2 separate regions of the Homo sapiens genome follow, and region 2 is linked to region 1. Evidence: chromatin contacts called from ENCODE Hi-C or POLR2A ChIA-PET data. All regions are on one chromosome and are shown on one strand. Each heading gives the region's core, a stretch centred on a gene start or an enhancer-like site at or near the end of the contact. The rest is flanking DNA. Distances are from core to core; before and after follow the strand shown.

Region 1 (2,700 bases), core at 21-2,520:
GGGTCTCATCTATTTTATTCTCTTAGCTTACCCCCTTTTGGAGGAGGGGACATGCCTTCCAGTAGCTTCATGAGAAAAATGTTAGTGAAAAAGTAATTGTTTAAGACTTTGTGTGTTGGAAATTGTATGTCAGAAGACCTTGCATGCTAAAAAATATTTTACCCTCACACTAGCCATACAGACAATTAGTGCTTTAATTGGATATGGAATTTTAGGTTGGAAATCATTTTCCCTCAGGAAAAAGGCATTAGATTAACTGCCTTCTAGCTTCACTATGAAGAAGATTTGATGTCATTCTAAATATTGATCCTTTATTTGAAGCCATTTTTTTTTCCATGCTGGGAAATTTGTAGGATCTCTTACTTGCCTCCAGAATTTTTACATTTTACAATGATGTTCCCATTGTATCCATCGTGTGGGGCACTGAATGGGTTCTCTGTCTATGGAAGTATATGTCCTTCCAAAGTTCTGATACTTTGTCTTGGATTATTTAATTTTGTCCATTTGATTTTCTCTATTCTGTCTTGGATTCCTTTTACGCAGATGTTGGACCTTCTAAAACAGTCCTCTAATTTTCTTTTTTCTTTTATTTTCCTTTCTTTTTTGTCATTTGACTTGCTAAAAGAGAAATTTCCTCAAGTTTTCCTTTCAACCCTTCTACTCTTTCATTATGCTATCATACTTTATATTTCCTTGTGCTCTCTTTGTTCTCTGGATGTTTCTTTTTCATAGTATCTTTAATCTCTTATCTCATTGAGGCTATTAATGATGGTTTCTTTTTCTTCTTCTTTTCCTAAATAAGACTTTTTCTCCGTGTTTTTTCTGTATTTTTCTTTTTTTGTTTTTGTCTCTTTCTTTTTAGAAACTTTCCTCCAATATATGGTAATTCTTGGCTATCTGCTTATATTTAAGCATGGGCTGCTATAAATCTAATTGGAAGCTGTCTGTGATGGTGAGGCTTGTCACTGTAGTTTGATCTGACTGGACACAAAATATGTGAGGCATGGCCTTTGACCGAAGAGGAGTTTGCAGTGGAATGCGCACAAGTTGTTCAGATTTTAACAAATATTATAAAAGCTATTTATATTATGACACTACTAGCTATTAAGTCCACAAAATAGCACCCATTGAATATAAAACTAAGCACCCATAGAATATAAAACTAACAGAAATTAAAGTGTATTAGAATCCTTTTCCTTTGTTGATTTTAAGAAAAATCTGGTTTTGTTCTAGTACAGTTTCAGTGAGAGACTAACTTCCTCTTTGACCCTGTGATTTATAATTAGCCCAGCCACTGCCCACAGCTGGCAGTACTTGAAAACAGGAGTGGGTCAGGCCAGGCACTCCCAGCCCAAGTGAACATTTTTTCAGACTTGCATGCAATCCAAAACTAAAAGAGATAAAAGGTAAACATGAAGAGCTCTAGCTATTCTTCAGAATGTATTTCCCCCCAGAGACAGTTGTTTGATTCTCCTATGGCGTTTGACTTGTACATAGAGACTCTCCCAGAAACTCAAGGTACAAGCCTCATGAAAGGTTGGAATGCTTTAGAAAAATATCAAAGTGTTAAGCTGAGGTTCACTGATATCAAATAATTGGGATATTTACAGCAACAAGTAATGTCTAATTTCTTAACTTTTATGAAAGTTACCGATGATTATTCATGCATTGAAAATGCCTGGAAGAACAGACACCAAAACTATTAATAGTGACTCCTGGGGAGTAGTACTTGAAGCAGCAGAGGTAGGAAGCAGATTTTTTTTTTTTTTTTACTTTACACATTTCTGTTGTTTGGTCACAATCACAATAAATACATTTTTAAATGTGAAATGCTACACTATAAAAACTAAAAGAACTATCATAAGCTTACAAAACCTGATATATGCAGTTTGGGGCTCAAAAGAAATGGAAAATATCTCAAGTAACTCCAGACCATGTAGTTAGAACTTTGATACTTGATAGTTATTTTCCTCCCACATTAATGGAGACTTCAGTCTAACTCCAGCCTATTTTCCAGATTACCTTGGGAAGGTTTCCTTTCAAGAGAAACACCTATTAGGTTAGGTTTGCAATTTGGCCTCAATGAGTAATAGAAACTCAACTATAATGATTTTGCTAAATAGGGAGTTGTTTTACTCACTTAATAAAAAGAGCACAGGTAGGCACAACCGGTTATTTCACATAATGAAAAGTCTAGGATCCTTTTAGCTCCCCTTTCAGTCAACCTTAGTGTGTACATTGTTTCTCCATGGTCAGAAAATGGCTATTCCACCTTAAGCATAAACTGGCAAAAGGAGGAGGAAGGGCAACGAGCAAAAGACATAAATGATTGCTGGCTTGGCCAGCTCCTTTTAACAGGAAAACAGCCACTTTCCCAGGACCCCTCCTCACAGACTTCCACTTACATTTCATTGGCTTGTCTTAGCTCATATGGGCACCCCCAGCTGCAAAGAAGTGTGAGGACTCCTGGATACATTGCAGCTCTGGAAAAAAAAAAAAAAAAACAGCATTCTGTTGCTGTCGTGGTTAATACTAAATGTCAATTTGATTGGCTTGAAGGATACAAAGTATTGATCCTGGGTGTGTCTGTGAAGGTGTTGCCAAAGGAGATGAACCTTTGAGTCAGTGGGCTGGGGAAAGCAGACCCACCCTTAATCTGGGTGGGCACAATCTAATCAGCTGCCGGTGTGGCTAGACTAT
Region 2 (2,707 bases), core at 13-2,512, 180 kb after region 1:
CATGATCTGCCCGCCATAGCCTCCCAAAGTGCTGGGATTACAGGCATAAGCCACCATGCCCGGCCTGGACATATGTTTTAATTTCTCTTGAGTACACCTAAGAGTAGAATTGCTTGATCATATGGCAACTCTATGCTTAACTATTTGAAGAACTGCCAGACTGTTTTCCAAAGTGGCTGCACCATTTTTCAACCCACCAGCAGTGTATGAGGGTTCCAGTTTCTCCACATTCTCATCAACACTTGTTATAATCTGTCTTTTAAATTATAATACCCCATTCACATTTTACAAAATCTTACGCAGTTCTTCTGGCTCTTTGGACCTGTTCATTGAACTAGTTTCCTAGTTAGAGAAGCCCACTTAGAAAAGGCAAAATACTGAGCACATTCTTGCCTAATGGGCAAGCAGGAAAGAAAAGGCCAGAGCTGGCAAAATGTCTAGGGGAAAAGAGGGGATGAAGAATACATAAAGCAACGCCCAGTCTCCCCGAATATAAACACAAAAGAGGCCTGGCATTGCAGCTGCTTCTACCTGAACTCATTCCAGGAATGACTAGGGCAGGATATGCAGGTAGAAAAGATGAGCAAGAGTTGGAACTTCACTCAAATTAACTGGAGAGGGAATATGGAGCCAAAGTTAAGCTCAAACTATTCTCTCCCCAACTCCTATTTGGTATTTTTTCACCAAAGAGCACATACTGAAACGCTTTGGGGGTCTCTTCTAGCTTTAAAGTTCTATAATTTCATGATTTTCTTCCTGTAAGTATACCTTAAGTTAATTGTGCAGTGTATCCCTTATATAAACAGAAGACTGTCTCAGTAAGATTCCTTTTAAATGTTTTGAATGAATTTTTTAAAATATTTTTACTTTTAATGTTTCCTGAAGCTACACTGTCTATAGCACTGGTATTCCCCAGAAGTCACTAAAAGCTCCTGAAAGTCCAACTGACAGAAAAGATGGATTTGATTAAAAGGAAAAAACACAGAATATAGTCCTTGGAAAGTATGCTGATTTGTTATTTAGCCAGTTAGAGAATTGTGCTGTTTTGCTCTTGGGAATTGTACCATGGAATAAAATAATTCTGTTGAACTGCAATATAATTACAACATCTGAAAATACAGGAAAAGATGAATTAGAAAGATGCAGGATTCAAAATAAGGAGGACCAATTCCAAACAAAATACCAAGCAACCAAATTAGAAGATATTAGAAGGTGTTACACATGCTCTTCCTATTTAACATGGAAGGAAACTGCAAGTAGTATTGCACTAATAAGGCACTTCCTCGTCCCTAAAGTTACTAGTTCTTCAATTCAACAGATATTTTTGTGCACCCACTATAAGCCGGGAACTTTGCTTGTCTCTGAGGCTGCCAAAATAAATAAGACAGCCTCTGCCAGAGAAGAGCAACAGAGGGCTCACCCTCTGCTAGGCAAATGAAAACTTGTTATTCAGCTGCAATACCCTGAGATCATTCCACAGCTGTGAGAGGAAAGAATGAGAGTTGAAATTGTGAAAAGAAATGATCTACAGTTGCCTAAGCTGGGGGTGAGAGGAGAACCTGGAGAGGGGTGGCAAGGGAATTGGAGGGAGAGGACCTGATTCATGAACTCCACCTTGTAAAGAACTAGCAGGATTTCACCAAGCAGAGACGGGCAACAGGCATTTGTGGAAAGTACTGTAGTGTCACAGCAAAGGTTTTGGAGATTTATAAGTTTTCACCATATCAAACTATCAATAGTCAACAATTTTTTGGCCTAGAAAAATATATATTCATATGGTCCAATCGAAAACAAAATAATCCCCTTGAGTGTCCCAAATGAATGTTTAGAAACTGTAGGAGAATTAGTTAGAAAAGTAGTTTGAGTCAGAGTTGGAAGAGCTTTGAACTGAAGTAGTTTCAGCTTTATTCTATAGGTGATGGAAAAGGCAATTCATAAAATAACTTTGAACAAATAACCAATAAACGTATGTTTAAATGTTTAAATAATTTCAAGTTTAAAGAAAACTATGTATCATTTTCAGTGCCACAAAGGAAAACAATTTAATGTTAACATTCAATGTCAATAAGGACTCAGGAAAACAGGATGTTTCCCTCCGTGGCTGGGTGTGTAAATTGGAATAAACTTTCAGGAAGGCGATTTGAATACACCGTGACCTAGCATTCCACTTTGAAGACTTTATCCCAAGGAAAAACTCATGGATATTAAAAACAAACAAAACAACTTGGAGGCCGAGGTGGGTGGATCGCTTGAGGCCAGGAGTTCAAGACCAGCCTGCCCAAAATGGCAAAACCCTATCACTACTAAAAGTACAAAAGTTAGCCGGGTGTGGTGGCATGCACCTGTAGTCTCAGCTACTCGGGAGGCTGTGGCAGAAGACTTGCTTGAATCCGGGAAGCAGAGGTTGCAGTGAGCTGAAATCACACCATTGCACTCCAGCCTGAGCGACAGAGCAAGACTCCATCTCAAAAAAAAAAAAAGTTTAGCCACCAGGATTTCCTTGATGTTCTACAGTAGAGAGTTGTGTAAATAAAACATGAATCATCCTTATAATTGAACATTACACAGCTACTTTAAATGCTTAAATAAATATTTAATGACATGGAAATGCTCAAGAAATTTTGTTACATGAAAAAATTAGGTTGCAAAACAGTACGCGTATCAGTCAAGGCTCTTAAGAACTAGATCAGACTGACTAGGTTTGAGT

The links. A loop is a pair of places that touch in the nucleus more often than their neighbours do. ChIA-PET counts read pairs that join two places held with the same protein, here RNA polymerase II (POLR2A). Pooled maps may share reads with other maps.
Region 2: a loop to region 1 is called in a pooled map, with 2.3 times the contacts of the local background. The contact joins two enhancer-like sites. A Hi-C loop is called at or near these places in 3 of 37 single-sample maps with no recorded cell type and 8 of 50 pooled maps. POLR2A ChIA-PET finds 5 or more read pairs at or near these places in 1 of 52 experiments (PC-9).

Annotation. Positions count from the first base shown.
Region 1 is chr7:77,268,566-77,271,265 of GRCh38, forward strand. The region is part of intron 9 of CCDC146 (coiled-coil domain containing 146); the gene reads left to right. The region is part of intron 2 of LOC102723791 (a long non-coding RNA gene); the gene reads right to left. Among named protein-coding and RNA genes, the nearest start is that of CCDC146-AS1, 21 kb to the left of the region's middle. Within about 2 kb of position 1,271, at least 6 of the 41 ENCODE cell types and tissues checked have a DNase peak (open chromatin) inside an H3K27ac peak, as active enhancers do.
Region 2 is chr7:77,452,374-77,455,080 of GRCh38, forward strand. No RefSeq gene overlaps it. Among named protein-coding and RNA genes, the nearest start is that of GSAP, 37 kb to the left of the region's middle. Within about 2 kb of position 1,263, at least 3 of the 41 ENCODE cell types and tissues checked have a DNase peak (open chromatin) inside an H3K27ac peak, as active enhancers do.